3 separate regions of the Homo sapiens genome follow, and regions 2 and 3 are each linked to region 1. Evidence: chromatin loops called from intact Hi-C (ENCODE). Cell type or tissue: sigmoid colon. All regions are shown on one strand.

Region 1 (5,000 bases):
GAGTCTCCGTGTGAGGCCCTTTGTACCTCTGCAGGTGTGTGTACATGTGTGTATGTGAGTGCCCACATGCACGGGAATGTGTACACGCATGTGCGTGTTTATGGGTGAGCTGTGTGCTTAAGTGTGCATCTGTATCTGAGTATTATGTAAGTGTGCATACACATGAGCACGTGGGGACTTTCACGCATGTTTGGCTCTGTTTCAATGTGTGTACATGTGTGCACATGTGTATCTGAGCGTGTACATGTGTGAATGTGGCCACATATAGGCACATTGTAGTGTGCGCCTGTGAGCATGTATTGTATGTTTATGCATGGCTGTGTTGTGTGTATTTATGTATAGCTATGTGTCGCTGCGTGTGTGTACCTATGTGTATGTACGTGTGTTCATGCCTGTGCTGTGTGTGAGACGTGAGATCCTGCCTGTCCCATCCCTCACGTACTAACCTGGATCTAGGTGGTTAGCCCCTCGCCCCCAGGTGGCCTGGGACTTGCCTGGTTTTAAATGGAGCCCCGGTGCTAACGTGAGCCCACCCAGGTGCTCCTGCCCAGCCAGGGCTGTCTGTCAGCACCACAGCGTCCAAGTTCAGGTCCTCACTTCCTAGGTGGTTATCTCCCAGGCAGCTGGGAGGGCGAAGCCTGGAGAAGCCTGCACCCAGGCTGGACCTGCAGGGACCTTCAGACGTGCCCTGGGCTCCACATGCCCGTCTGCAGCTCGAGAATTAGACGTGCCCTGGGCTCCACATGCCCGTCTGCAGCTCGAGAATTAGACGTGCCCTGGGCTCCACATGCCCGTCTGCAGCTCGAGAATTAGACGTGCCCTGGGCTTCATGTGCCCGTCTGCAGCCCTAGAATCACCAGCAGCACCCCAAGGCCCCCATGCGGCATCTAAACCAGGCAGGGGACAGGGGCATGGAGCAGACCAGGTAGGGTTGCTCCCTAGGATGCAGCCCTGCCCAGGCAGGAGGGCAGACCCTACACAGTGCTGAGCTGTGCCCCCAGGGAAGCCTCCAAGATGGTCCTCATCCCAGCAGCCCTGCCCACTGTCTGCGCATCCCTGGGGTCTGTGCGCCACCTGGTGGCTATTTGCTGAACTGTGGCCACAAACCCCTGGTCAGCAGGAACCGGCCCTTTCACTGCCCTGCAGCTCCCTCTCCTCCGGGGTGGCATGGCAGAGAAGCAGCCCGTGGCCCCAAGCATAGAGCCCCCTTTCTGCTGTAGTCCCCCTTGCAGTCCCCTCTGCCTTTTCCACTGCTTGGAAGGCAGAGAGACCCTGGCCGCCTCCCTTGTCCCTTTATCTGTCATGCCAGCTGCCTCCCTGCCACACCTTGCGTCTCACCAGGCAACCCTGCAAACAGCAGCTGGGGAGGACTTTCTAAGACAAAAACCTGATCATTCCAGAAGCTCCCTGTGACGTTTAGGCTACATTCCCCAAGGTGGTGCCACGTTCAGGCCCATCACCTGTAACACTACCCACCCCACCTCACCCAGCCTGGGCTCACTCACTCCAGGCCAAGCCTTGGACATTCCTGGCTGCCCCAGGGCCTTTGCAAGCCCTCTTCTCTGGACCTGGCTGTCCTCGGGAGTGTCAGCACTCAGCCTCTTGTCAGGTTTCAGGCCTCTGCTTGGCACTATCCTGCACACCATCCCCGCCGACCTGCCCTGTTCTGGGTTCATGGGGCTCTGGGAGGCTCACAAGCATCTGTCTGCCTCAGGCCATTCCACACTCCCTGAGGGTGGGACCCCGTGGCTGCGCTAACCCCACAAGCTCTGCATGGCGCTTCCTGGCCGTGCATGTCCCTCCCTGCATCAAATGCATAGGCCAGAGTTGCCCAGCGAGGATGACCCAGCTTGGTATGTGCTCCCGGCTTCAGCTGCCCCTGCGTGATGGAGACACCCTCCCACTCGCCTTGCCACACTTCCCAGCAGTCTCTCGAAGCACTGGCCGCGTGGAAACAAATCCTTCAAGGGGATTTGAGGGTCCAGCTGTCACTCAGTCATGGCCATGGTGGGGGCACGTTGGGGACACAGCAGAGAGTGAGGCAGCCGTGGGCCTGGCCTTGACAGGCGGATGTACAGACACATCAGGGCCGAGACTGAGGCGTGGGCTCTGGGTGGGGAGACAGTGACCACTTGCTTGGAGGAGGGGGCGCTCAGGTGGGAGGGGCACAGTGAGAAGGAGGTAAGCTGGTGCTGGCGGGGCAGGCAGGGACCCCTCCCAGGGCTCACAGCTTCCAGCGGACAGCAGGCACAGGGCTGTGGGGATCAGAGCACAGGCAGAAGTCACCTGACAGCAGGTTCCCGAGGCTTCAGGCCTGGAGGAGTGAGGACGGCTGTTGGGTTCTTGATTCCAGCAGAGGGAGGCTGTGCAGGGTTGCAGGAAGGACGGTTGGGGGCGCTTCGGGGAGGTACGAGAAGCAAAGGTGTTTGCAGCCCTTGGGGCCAGGCGGCGGGAAGGCCTGTAGACGCCAGAGGGCGCTCGTGCTACATGCAACTCAGGAGCTGCTGGCACCCGCCAAGGAGTGCTGAGCGCGGGGAGCCCAAACCACAGCCTTGGGGAACCCAGGAGGGGCCGGGCGGGTGCAGGACCCGCATGAGGGATTCCGAGAGCACGATGTTTAAATGTTGGGGGAAAAAATGGATCAAAGCGATGTGTTCCCAGGGAGCCCCTGTTTTCTCGTTTCTTTTCGTACGCCCAGCTTTGCAGTGCCAGAAAGCTGTTATCTCAGCACTGCTAAGGAAACCCCAGCGCGGCCTCGGAGGGATTAGGCATTCTGCTGAACCAGGGATATGCGGTGGGCCTGAAAAAGCCATTTCGGGAGGAATCTGGTCTCGGCTGGGGTCCGGCCGGCACCGTGAACACCACGTGAACACCACGTCGGAAATCTGCTGGGCAGGGAGATTTCCTCAAGGCCTCCCAGGGAGGAGAGCCACTTCCTGGGCTGCAAAGAGGGCCCCAACCTGGCTTCTGAATTCAGAGGGGGCTGTGTGTGCACGTGTGTACGTACGTGCATGTGCACGTCTGTGTACCCATGTCTGTGGAAGTGGCACACGTGTGCATGTGTGCACTCAGTGTACGTGTGCGTGCCTGTGGGTAGCTCCGTGCGCACATGCGTACACATATGCCTGGTGTGTGTGTGCACACGTGTGTCTGACGTGTGTGTGCTTTGCGTGTTCTTGCCTGGGAAGGAGTTCCCGGTTTGGGTGGCTCTCCTGTTTCTTGCCGAAGCCAGCTGCTGCTAGAAACTGGCCCCCTGCTCTCTGCAGTAAGAGACCCTGCCCTGGCCCAGGTGAGGGCCTGGCTTTTGTCTCCAGGATCACAGCTTTTGTCAAACTCCACACAAAGAGAGAGGCACTCAAAAGCACAACACAAACACGGCTAGTCCGCGCCTTTGGTGGTGAACATACCAGGGAATTGTCCTGCAATGCCTGTGGTTAAAAAACCCCGTGAGCTGCGGCCCCGGAGGCCTAGGGGATGAGGTCATCGCTGCGGCTTCCTCCCCTCTGCTGAGGCTCCCTCCGCCCCGCCCGGTGGCCCACCCCTCCCGCCAGCTGCAGCCTCCACTGCCTGGGTTTCTGCTGCGCCTTCAGCACACAGCGAGGCCTCAGTTTCCCTCCCAGCTCAGAGCAAGGCCTCAGTTTCCCTCCCAGCAGCAAAGTGAGACCCTGTAGGGAGTCTCTGGGCCTCCGTGACGGCCCTGGGCGGCCCTCTCTGTGGAACAAGGTCGGGTCCTGTCCTCAGCGCCCTGGCCTCCACTTGCTCAGGGCGCCCGCAGGCCCGCAGGTCCTCACCTGGTGTTTTTCACCTGGGACCCGCAGCTGCTCTGATGAGGAGCCTGCTCTGCGCACGGCCTGGGGCGGTTTCCCGCAGCACCATTTCTGCCGCTGCCGGGAAAAGACGCAGAGCAAAGGCACCTTTGCCCAGGTTGGGGAACCAGTGGGTGACTCAGGATTTTCCTCCACCCACCCCGAGGTCTGACTCCCTCTGCAGCTGCCGCCCGCTGAGGGTTGTCTTCCTCCCTGCCTGCCTCGCCCTGCCTGGTGAGCTCCTATGGGTCTGACGAAGCCCCGTCCTGCACACTTGCTTCGGGGGCAACTCCCCACTAGACTGGTTGCCCAGGGACGGGGGTACCCACTCCCTCCTCAGGGCTGCAGGGTGCTCTGGGAAGAGTTGTGTCCCTCTGTGGGCCTGTGGGCTCACTTGCCTTTTTGTCCCTGTCACTTGGGAGCTACCCAGCTAAGACCGGTCCCCACCACCCAGGCCACTCTGAGGCTTCAGAACGCGGTCGTCTTCTCCCTGGCAGGGTTGTTTCCGCCTGCATTTGTTCAGCCAGCAAATCTTTATTAAGCACCTACTGTGTGCCAGGATCTATGTGCAAGCAGCCCATGGGCTCATGAAAGGCAGAGCTGGACTGAGATTCCGCACCCCTGGGATCCTCACTGCAGGGCCCTGTGTATGTGCGGGCTGGAGCCCTGGTTCCTGTCTGCACTGAGCCCCTGGAGCTAGGCCCAGAGGACTTGACAGATGTGGGCCCTCTGTCTGCACAGCCCCCAGGGCACGGGGTGGCCTGCAGCTCTGCCCAGCCAGACTTCAGGTCACTGCCCCATGAGCCTGTAGGAGAAACTTCTCACTCATCTGTCCTGAGACCTGCCTGGAGCCCACCCCAGGGAGACAGAGGCTCTCGGAGCCTGTTCAGGGTGAAAGGACGCTAGACACTGGCCTGCAGGCTTTGGGCGGGTAAGGGTAGCGAAGGTGAAAGTGGACCAGGGGCAGGTGGAGCAGGGTAGGCCCAAGTGTCTGTCTGGGGCAGCTGGGGACACCCAGGTGGGCTGAACTTCAGCTGCCACCCAGCTTCAGCTGCCAAGGCTCCTCCCGGGTCAGGGTCGACCCCTGATGTCCCGGCAAGAGTTCCAAGAACAAAGGCTCAGAATCCACCAAGCGGAACTTGAAGCCACTGCCCTGTGGGGACAGGAGAAGTGACTTGGCCGGCTCTCCGGAGC
Region 2 (5,000 bases), 250 kb after region 1:
TCTGAGCAAGGGGCCAGGCCCAGCCCTGGGAAGACACTGCCTGGTGCCAGGCCCCACCGCACGGGTCTCCCCCAGACTGGCCTGGAGCTGGAGACCCTGACTGTGGGGAGCTAATGTGTTCCCATGGAGCTAGCACCATCCTCCCGGGCCTGCACAGACTCAGAGCAGCTGTGCCTCCGAGATGGGCTCGCCTGGGAACTAGCTCCGTGTGTTACAGGGCATGGCTGGGAGCCCGTGTCCATCCTGGCCACAGGCGAGGGGTCAGGCTGCCTTGCCCATGGCTGATCCACTGCCTCCCACTCCTACCCCCAGGGAGGAAGTCTGAGAGGCAGCCCACCGACTCCCCCTTTCCGAGATCCCTGCTCAGCCCCCTCGGGAGCATGGCCCTCTGGGGGGTTGGGAGTGACCTGGCAGGCCTTAGGGTCGGGGGTGTCCCCAGAGTGGGTGGACAGTCCACTGTCTTGCCGGGCACGTCAAGCTGTCTGTCCCACAGACGACAGTGCATCTGCGCAGTGCCAGGGCCAGGTGTGAACTGGTGTCTGTGTCCTTCTCTCCAGGCTGGACCAGTCCATTGGGAAGCCCTCACTGTTCATCTCCGTCTCAGGTGGGTTTCTGTGTCAGTTACTCTGGGCCCAGCAGCCTGCAATGGACTCTCCCGCACCTCTGCCCTCCTGGCTCTCCCCATGATGTCAGAATGGGCCATTGCACCTCCAAAGTGCATGACATGAAATGAAAGCCAGGGAGTAAGGGGAGGTAGACCCCACCCTTAGCAAAGTGGCTCCAAAGTACATTTTACAAAGGAATATTCAGGTTTCATAAGAACCTACCTGGGTCCCTTTAAATTCCAGGGCGTTGAGGTTAGGCTCTAGGTGTGGAAACATGAACCCAGGGCAACTTTGCAGAAGGGGGTGATCCTGGGGTGGGGTTTGGGTGGGGTGAGCTGCCAGCCCAGAATTCAAGAGACTATGGGTGGGGGCCTTGCAGGGCTCAAGTTGAGAGGGACAGAAGCACCTGGCTGCAGCCTGGGGGCTGGTTTTCTGGCTCCTTGACCAAATTCCTTGGGTCCCCTGGACACGGGGCTGTGAGTCATTCCGGGGAATGACAGGGAAAAGGCACATTCCCTGGGGTTTCCCTAGCCCAGATGCAAACAGCAGCCACGGCTCATAGTGTGGGCTGGTGTAACGGAGCAGCGGAATGGCTGTGCCCCCAGCCTGGAGTCAGGCCTGTGTCGCCCTGGGAGTGGAATGGCATGGGCTTGCACAGCTGGCAGTGTGGCCAGCTTAGGCAGCCCCCTAGGGCTCTCAGAGGTCAGAGGTGGAGAGCGTGGAGCAGGATGGAGCCCAGGTCCCCAGCTGCAGCCATGCCCGGCCACCGTACCACCCCTGGTATTTTTGTCATAGCATGCTTTTTAAAAATGTCCTAGTAGGTTTAGGCATTTTGACTCTCAGCTACCTCCCCCAGCCCTACCACCCCACTTCCCAAGCCCAGCTGGGGTCCCCGGCCCACCCCAGCACTTGGCCCTGATTTGGGTGTTTTATCCCCCATAGAAAAGAGCAAGGATCGCGGCAGCAACACGATCGGCGCCCGCCTGAACCGAGTAGAAGACAAGGTAGGCTCACGCGCCGGCCTGCGGTGGTTCTGGTTAGCGTCCTGGGGCCAGCAGGCACCTCCCTGTGGTCTGCGTGTGAACGTGAAGCTCCTGCAGGCCTCCCCACCTTCCCGCCAGTGCCTACTGCAGCCTGCCCAGCAACTCCCAAGAGGGGCCCAGGCCCACTGCCCACCTGGCGGGGCATTGGTCCCCCATGGAAGGAGCCAGGCCAGGCTGGTTTCTCATCCTCTGACAAGTGGCGTCTTTACTGGCAGGTGGCACCAAGTGCCCCCTCCCCCCAGCTCTTTCCCGCTGCCTCTCGTAGTCTGCTTTGTGCTCTGCGAGCCTCCTGGCTGTGTCCTGAGTGGAGGGTGGCAGAAGCTGGCCTCACATCCCAGCCTTCTCCTGGGCCCAGCTGTCTGGGGCCTCCACTTGGGGCCGGCCGAGGGCTCAGGGAGGTGCAGGGCCCAGCTGGGATGGGTTCATGGGAAGAGAGGCATCTTCTGTTCACCCCGAACCCACCAGGCCCCCACTCCCCACCAGGCTCTGTGCCCATCACTCGGTCCCTCAGGCCGGAGCCTCTCCCCCAGGCACCCTGGGAGCTGCCGGGGGATCTGGGCGGTGGGAGGGCCTTTCTCGGGCCCATGGCTGAGCCCACCACTGCCCTTTGAAGTCTCTGTGGTTTGAAGCGGGCTGTTATCTTGCCGAACAGCAAGTCCGTCTACATGGACTTTATCTGAAAGTAGCTGAGAGGCTAAAAATAGAGGAGTTTCAGTTGGGCAGGGAGTGCGTCTGCCGCCCGGTTTCCCTGGCAACGCCTGGCTCTGGCCTGCTTCCATCTCGGCTGCAGCCGGGCAGGCGGGGCAGGCACAGCCCGGCCCAGGCTCCTGCTCCTGCCCCACCCGTCCTGGCCCCCAGGACCTGCAGCGTCACCCTCTCCCCACCTGGCACCATCTGCCCATGGCCTGGGGCGGCCGTGGGGCCCTGAGACCAGCAAATTGGGTCATGCAGAAAGAGCGAAGGCTGGTGTTCAGGTGCCTGGCCCCATGGGGCTGTGTGACCACAGTACCCTGAGTCCCATGGGCCTGGCCACCCTCTGTCAGCACAGACCTGAGCAGGGCTGGTGCAGACCTTTGCCAGGCAGATGGCCCAGTGGGAGATAGCGCCCATCTGGCAGGACAGGAAGCAAGACCCGGGAGAGGTCAGCTCACAGGATTGGCAAGCTCAGAGGCCCAGAAGCCTTGGCCTCTCTGCTGCCCGGGGAACACGGTGTTTCCCTGGCTTTCTCTTTGCGCAAGGGCTGGGTGACTCCTGGCTGGCACACCCAGTACAGCAGGGCCGGGTACCCTGTGTTGTTGGCATGGCCAGGAGTTTCTAGACATCAAGGAAAGCCGTGGTAGAGACAGGGAGTGGCACCCAGTTCCCCAGCCTCCACTCCTGCTTCCATCTCGGCTGCAGCCAGGCAGGCGGGGCGTGAACATCCCTGACGTGCAGGAGTGTCGGTGGCCCTTTCTGGACAGCACAGGCTGGGGACAGCCCCCGCCTTTCCCCGCCACTCCCTGCCAAGCTCTGGTTCCATTGCCTACACTACTGTCCCAGACCTTTCTTACGGCTCTGCCCCTGCTCCATGGGACAGGCCACCCTCTAAGCCCAGACCTGGAGTCTGGCATCCTGCGGGGGTGATGGTGGGTGGCAGACAGGGCCTCCTGAAGTGCAATGGCCCCTTCCTGACGTGCACAGCAGCCGTCCAGCAGCCTGCTGGGGCCTGGGAACAAGGACACAGTCCTCAGTCAGCCAAGGTCGGTGTGGGGGCCTGCAGAGGGGCCAGCGCTGGCCTTGAAGGCACAAAATTATGCACCCAATTTCTTCACATCTGAGCAACAAAGGGAAGCATTTTCCGGAGTCCCTGATCCCTAGGGCAAGGTTTAAGAACAAGGCTGGGGCCACATCCTGGTGCCCTGTCAGGCTCTGAGCCGGGGCCACGAGGATTCTGGTAGATTCTGCATGCACAGCCCTGGTGGGCCCTGGCTCCCTGCCATTACATTCGAGTCCTCTGCCTGGGGTCTCTGAGGTGGTGAGTGGCACCCACAGTCGACACTAAATCTCAGCCCCGCTGAGGGGTCTACCTGGAACCTGGCTGCCCATCAAGGAGTTGACAGAGCTGTGCTGACCTAGGTGGGTAGGTGGTAGCCTACCCGGTCCTTGCCCTGCCACTGACTGGTGCACCCCTCAGGGACAGACCCTAGGAAAGGGCCTGGCTGGGCCTGGAGGGCTTGGTGGCACAGCCTGGCTCGAGTTTTCTCCGTTATCAGTGCAGCCATCGGGACCGTAAATACCCCAAGCGCAATCCTGCTGACTTCGGGAAGTAGGGGCAGGAAATCCAGCAGCCGCCCGGCCCTCGGAGGCCCAGCAGGCGTGCAGCGGTGCCAATGCCCGCCGGCCCTGCCAACCCCAGCCAGAGCCCCTGGCCTTCCCTACCAGCACCCTCCCCCACCTCATCCCGCTGGTCTGGCTGCCTGCCGGAAGGGAGTCAAGGCCCCAGCCTCCAACTGTTTTCTCAGCTCAGCTCAGCCCCTCAGCTGGGCTGTGCAGTGAGTCCCACCCCAGGCCAGCTTGCCTAGCCATAGGATGAGAGGTCTCCGGGATGCACAGCTGGCTGGCACCCCTCCAGGGAGGCCTAGAGTGTCCCCCTGCAGGGAGTTCACCAGTGCAGGCCAGCTGAGCTTGTTCAGGGCTGCCTCAGTTTCCCTGGCAGGGAGCCCTCTTCTTCCTTGGTGTCCTGGCCAGGGACCCACATTGGAGAGAGGGGTCTGGGGGTCTCCCTTCTCGTCACAGTCCTGCGGGCTCGTCAAAACTCTTGCTTGACAGTGCAGTGTCTGCTCCAACACAGACCTCCCAACTACCTTGCAGGACGTCCCCATTCCAGGGATCCCTTCCACCCCTGTGCCTGTCCTGGTGGCTTAGGTTCTGCCTCACTCCAGGGTGTGGAGAGCAGAAACCCACCCACACCCGCAGATCCAGGGGCCTCCTCACAGCGAGTCTACTTCCTGCGGGCCTCCCTCCCCTGTCAAATGAGAGGGTTTGACTCCTGCTTGTGTCCTTAGGGTCAAAAGTCACAAAAGCTGCCTCATGCCCTTTCTGTTTTCATCTTAGATTATTGTCTTCTTTATCCTGGAGAGGACTCTTATTTGCTCAAATGCCCACATAAATCCTCTTTTACAGATGGGGAAACCGAGGCTCAGAGAGGCTGAGTGGTCGCCTGAGGTCACACAGCTAGTTAGGTGAAGAGCTGGTCCCAAGGAGGACACAGACAGGGGTGGGAGATGAGGTAGAGAGAGCAAGGAGGGGTTTCATATCACCCAAAGTCCGTATGGAGAGGCTGAGGAGGGTTGAGGCCAGGGGCAGGCTGGGG
Region 3 (5,000 bases), 340 kb before region 1:
AGGCTGGCACCCCCTTGCGGCCATCTGCGGCATAACCTCGCTCCCGGCCGCCTGTGCCGGAAAGAGGCTGGGGGTCCACAAAGCCCCCTCCCTGCCCGGGGAGGGGCCTGGCAGGCAAACCTGACAGGGCAGTCTGTGGGGACATTTGTGGGCACCTCAGGGGCCCCCGGGCCAGCTGGCATCGGGTGCACTGAAGGTGGGTGCCCATGGGCCCCAATTTCCCAGATGCCTCTGGGCTCCCCAAGTCCCTGACATGGTCAGTCAGGGGTAGAATTTTCTAGGGACACTTCCACACAGCTCCCAGACACCCAGGTAGGAGCAGGGGGCTTCTCGAAAGGTCTCTGGAGGCCTGAGAGGACCTCTGCCCCTCACTGACTCCCACCAAGGGCTCTTTCCTCCCTTCTGAATTGGCCAGCCCACCCTTAGCAAACCGGCCATGCAGTGAGCACTCATGCAGTCAGGCCCTGGCTTGTTCTGGGGGGCCACGCGGCTCCAAGTTCAGACCCCAGCCCTGAGCAAGGCTGCTCCCCGCTTCCCGCCCCCGGGGAGGGTTGCGCTGAGGTATTCGCAATGGGGCACCCCCCAGCTTTGCAGGGCACTGGTGGCCTCGCAAATTTGTGCAGCACCACGACGCCCTGGGGCTGTATTTCCATCACCCCCATTCCACAGGTGGGAAAACGGAAGCCTGTGGACAGTGAGTGGCAGCGGGGCCCAGGCCTTCAGACTAGGGGAGCCAGGCTGCTTCCACCTCCTTGAGGAAGAGGCATCTTGGGAGGAGGGCGTCCTGGCCTGCCAAGATGGGGGGCCGGTGCCCACCCCTGCCTGTGAGTCAGGGCATCAGATCTCGTGGGCACCACTCACAGGGGCAGATGTGGCAGGGGTCAGCTTGGGCCTGGGCTGGATCTGGGGTCTTGGCATCAGGGGGCTGAATCTGGCCTGGTAGAGGGTGGGCCGTCCCTGGGCTGTGCTGTGGCCCAGCTGGCTCTGGGCTCCAGCCACCGCCATGCTCACTATTATCCTCGAGAAACCGGTGGGCCCAGGAACACTGGGGGGAGGTGAAGACCTGGGTTCTGGACCACACAGGTCATGGGGGTCTCCATCTGTAGCAGGGAGAGGGGTAGAGGGTTTGAGGTGAACAGAAGGATGGGTGTGTGGCCTCATCAGTCTCTGTTTCTCTGTTTGCCTCTGTCTCTACCTGCCTCTCTCCCCATCTCTGTCTATCTCTATCTGTGTCTCTGTCTGTCTGTCTCCATCTCTATCTGTCTCTTCCCCATCTGTCTCTATCTTTGCGTCTCTATTTCTCTGCTTCTGTCTCTGTCTCTGTTTCTCTTCCCATCTCTGTCTCTCTCTAATTCTGTCTTTGTATCTCCATCTCTTTCTCCATTTCTGCATCTCTGTCTCCCCATCTGTGTCTCCCTGTCTCTGCGTCTCTGTTCCCCCGTCTCTCTGTTTCTGTCTGTCTATCTCCCCGTGTCTGTGTCCCTGTCTCTGCATCTCCGTCTGCTTGTCTCTGTCTTCATCTCTGTGCCTCTGTCTCCCCGTCTCCTTCCCTCTGTCTCCCTGTCTCTCTGTCTTTGTCTCCCTGTGTCTCTGTCTCCCCGTCTCTGTCTCCATCTCTGCATCTCTGTCTCCCCGCCTCCATCTCTCTTCTGTCTCCCTGCGTCTCTGTCTCCTCATCTCTGTCTTCGTCTCCGCGTCTCTGTCTCCCCGTCTCCATCCCTCTGTCTCTCTGTGTCTCTGTCTCCCTGTCTCTCTGTTTCTGTCTCTCTGTCTCCATCTCTGTGTCTCTGTCTCCCCGCCTCCATCTCTCTTCTGTCTCTCTGCATCTCTGTCTCCCCATCTCTGTGTCCTTGTCTCTGTGTCTCTGTCTCCTCATCTCTGTCTTCATCTCTATGTCTCTGTCTCCCCTTCTCCATCTCTCTGTCTCTCTGTGTCTCTGTCTCCCTGTCTTTGTCTCTCTGTGTCTCTGTCTCCCTGTCTCTGTCTCCATCTCTGCATCTCTGTCTCCCCACCTCCATCTCTCTTCTGTCTCTCTGCATCTCTGTCTCCCCATCTCTGTGTCCCTGTCTCTGCGCCTCTGTCTCCTCATCTCTGTCTCTCTGTGTCTCTGTCTCCCTGTCTCTCTGTCTCTGTCTCTCTGCGTCTCTGTCTCCCCGCCTCCATCTCTCTGCATCTCTGTCTCCCTGTCTCTGTGTCCCCGTCCCCGTGTCTCTGTCTCCCATCTCACATGTACAGTCGGAGAGGAGGAGGAGCCCTGGGTGCTGAAGGCAGAAGTCAGGCCGAGGAGCCGCCCTGCAGGGTGTCCAGGTGGCCACACGGTGGGGCCCTCGTCCCATGTCCAGGTGGCCGGGCTGCAGGAGGAGGGTGCTGGTTCCTCAAGGAGGAGAGGGGCTGGGAAGGGGTCAGGAAAGGGGAGCTGGGGTGGGACTCAGGGGGTCTCCATCAGATTGCTCTCAGGGAACCAGGCTGGTCCCCAGGACCCCGAGGGAGGGACAGGACCGCAGGAGGTGCGGCTCAACCGTGACTGCCACAGGAGTGGGGCAGGGGAAGGGTGGCGGGGCCAGGCGTGGGCCGCCCGAGGTGCTGACACTGCCAGGCAGGGCAGGGGTTGCTCACGTCCCAGGAGGCCCCCATAAGACTCCCACAGTCGAGTGCAGAGGTCTCCGAAGCAACTCAGTCCCGCCTACAATCTAGCCATGGGGCTTGGGCTTAACGGGGGTCAATGGGCGCCAGGCCTGAGGACGTGGGGCCCCCAGACACACTTTCTCTACAGGCACGTCGCATGCCACACACCACACATGCACACACACACTTGCGGGCCCTGCAAACACGCGTGCGCAGATGCCAGCACACACGGCCCTACGCGCAGCACACACAGTCACACACACGCCCTCGGCGGCCTCCTGCACAGCTGTGCACTCTTACACCACAGGAGAAAGGAAAGAATCACACCCCAGCCCAGAAAGAGACCACCGTGTGGCACCACAGCCCAGCCTGCAGGGTAGCAGGGGAGAGGCCAGCAAGTGACAAACGGGGGCCGGTCCGCAACCCCAGCTCCCTAACCAGGCACCAACTGCCGGGGCATCTTGGCCCCTGGGCTTCAGCTCCCCTGGGAGGATCCACATGGCCAGGCCGCACACATGCCCCACCCCTCCCCACCCAGCTCAACGTCCTCCATCACCCACACCCCACGTGCCCTGTGCCATCCCACTCAGGACCTCGCTGCTTCCTTTCTCCCAGGGCAAAGCCCAGCTCAGGGGACAGAGGAGGGGGCCAGTGGGGGCCCCTGGAGTCCCCACAGTCACTGGACTTGGCATGCACGTCGGGGTGGGGACATGGCATGAGTCGTCTGCTGAGGTGGCCTTGAGCCCACCTCAAGGACCCAGAGACCTGGCAGGCGGCACCTTTCTAGGGGCTGTCCAGGGACCAGGCCTGGCCAGTATCTTCACCTGGGATCAGGAGGGCTCCTCCTCAAAACCCACCCCAGGGATGTCGGGTGCATCCCTTCCCCCTCCAGGATCCTGTCCTCACAGCCACTGGCAGGGAAGGGGTCGTGGCCCCTGCTCCACAGAACTAGGAGCTGGGCCTGCCATGTGGTCATTCACAGGCCAGCCCAGCCCCATGTCGTCCCAGTTCTGGTGGACAGCAAGACGAGGCCACCTGGTGCTGGGCCTCTCGCCTCCACAGGGCCAGCATCCCTCCTTTAACTAGCGCTAGGCCTGGCTACTGGCTGGGAATACAACTGTTCCAGCACCAAAAGTCACCTGTGCCTGCAGGGTCTCGCGCCTGGGTGTCCGAAGTCGGCACAGCACAGCCCTCACAGACATACCTAGCCCCGGACCTTCTGAGCTGAGCAGTGGGAGCCAGGGCCTGGCTGGCATAGCTCACTGTCTGCCCTGGGCAGGTTGACCACCACAGACAGACAGCCACAGACCAATGGCCTAGAGGACTGCCAGCCAAGGCACAGCCCTTTGTCCAGCACAGCCAGCACCTGCAGACAGGGACAACCAGGAGTGGGTGAGAGTCAGACAGGCTGACCCGCAGAGGGCCTCCAGCTGGGGACATGAGGGCAGACGTCACAAAACCACAGCATCTCCTGTTTCCCTGCCGCAGGCGTGAGGGGACGTGGTGGTGCGGGGAACAGGGCAGCTAGCGGAGCCCGGGGCAGCTAGCGGAGCCTGGAGCAGGAGGCGGCCTGGGCAGGCCTGGAGGAGGGAGCCCTTCTCACCCTCCTGCCCAGAATACCTAGGTCCTTCCTGGCTGGCCAGCTCCGTCTCCACTGGGCTCCCTGACCATACTTTCTATACCCACTTCTCTGCCGTGCAAGGGAGGCCATGGAGGCTTGAAAGCATAGTCTCTGACTATGTCCCCTAAGGTCGGGCCATCCTCCCCTCCTCAGCCTGGGCCTTCCCAAGACAGGGGCCCTTTTGCTGGAACTTTTGGACAGTCAGGTGACCTGGCATCCACCAGGGACCTCTGAGGCTGAGCACAGAGAATGCCCCACCTCCAGGAGCAGCCCGTTGCTGCAGTGGGCCCTGGACAGAACCCCCAGGCCACAGCTGGGGCCCATCCCATGACTGCCCTGCTGCAGACTTGTTGCTGGGCCACTCTGGCCGAGGCCTTTATAAGCGCCTACTGCATGCTGCCCCACTCTGAATGTGGTATGGCCGGCAGGGTGGCAGGGGCCCGGGGTCAGCTCATGGTGCAGCGTTCAGCGCAGGTGCGCTGTTGGCTCCTCTGATGGCTCACGGGGCCAGCCCTGCAGCTAGCAGGGTGTGAGCCCAGAGCCCCAAGGTGTTTCTGGGTCCCCAGACTCCCCAGTTGCTTGTTTCAGCCCAGCAGCCCCCTTCCTGAGCTGGATAGGACCGGGGCTCCTCCGAGAGGCCTAAGTCTGCATCCTAAGGCAGGCCAGATCCCCCTCCCCACCCGTGTCCCAGCCCATCCTCCACCCTGGCACCTACCCGGGCACACCGGTGAGCACTGGATGGCCGTTCCACCTG

Evidence for each region. A loop is a pair of places that touch in the nucleus more often than their neighbours do. Peaks named below come from ENCODE experiments on the same cell type or tissue, not always from the same donor. Only the 100,000 strongest peaks of a DNase experiment are listed, where the experiment ranks them.
Region 2: a loop joins it to region 1, with 12 times the contacts of the local background. A loop is called at or near these places in 10 of 110 quality-filtered maps.
Region 3: a loop joins it to region 1, with 3 times the contacts of the local background. A loop is called at or near these places in 52 of 110 quality-filtered maps.

Annotation. Positions count from the first base shown.
Region 1 is chr11:2,530,489-2,535,488 of GRCh38, forward strand. All of the region lies in intron 2 of KCNQ1 (potassium voltage-gated channel subfamily Q member 1), which reads left to right. Among named protein-coding and RNA genes, the nearest start is that of KCNQ1, 88 kb to the left of the region's middle. RefSeq lists an enhancer at 2,208-2,317 and a silencer at 3,074-3,234. In sigmoid colon, CTCF peaks have their summits at 1,079 (motif pointing left), 1,280, 2,463 (motif pointing right) and 2,665; DNase peaks (open chromatin) are centred at 1,083, 2,463, 3,463, 4,053 and 1 weaker place; H3K4me3 peaks cover 477 bases; H3K27ac peaks cover 381 bases.
Region 2 is chr11:2,776,429-2,781,428 of GRCh38, forward strand. It overlaps KCNQ1 (potassium voltage-gated channel subfamily Q member 1), which reads left to right. Exons shown (of 16, transcript NM_000218.3): 14 at 558-604; 15 at 1,548-1,609. Among named protein-coding and RNA genes, the nearest start is that of KCNQ1OT1, 79 kb to the left of the region's middle. In sigmoid colon, a CTCF peak has its summit at 2,903; DNase peaks (open chromatin) are centred at 1,903, 2,413, 2,923 and 4,143; H3K4me3 peaks cover 864 bases; H3K27ac peaks cover 789 bases.
Region 3 is chr11:2,195,081-2,200,080 of GRCh38, forward strand. No RefSeq gene overlaps it. Among named protein-coding and RNA genes, the nearest start is that of MIR4686, 25 kb to the left of the region's middle. In sigmoid colon, CTCF peaks have their summits at 35 (motif pointing left) and 2,306; a DNase peak (open chromatin) is centred at 2,311; H3K27me3 peaks cover 1,124 bases.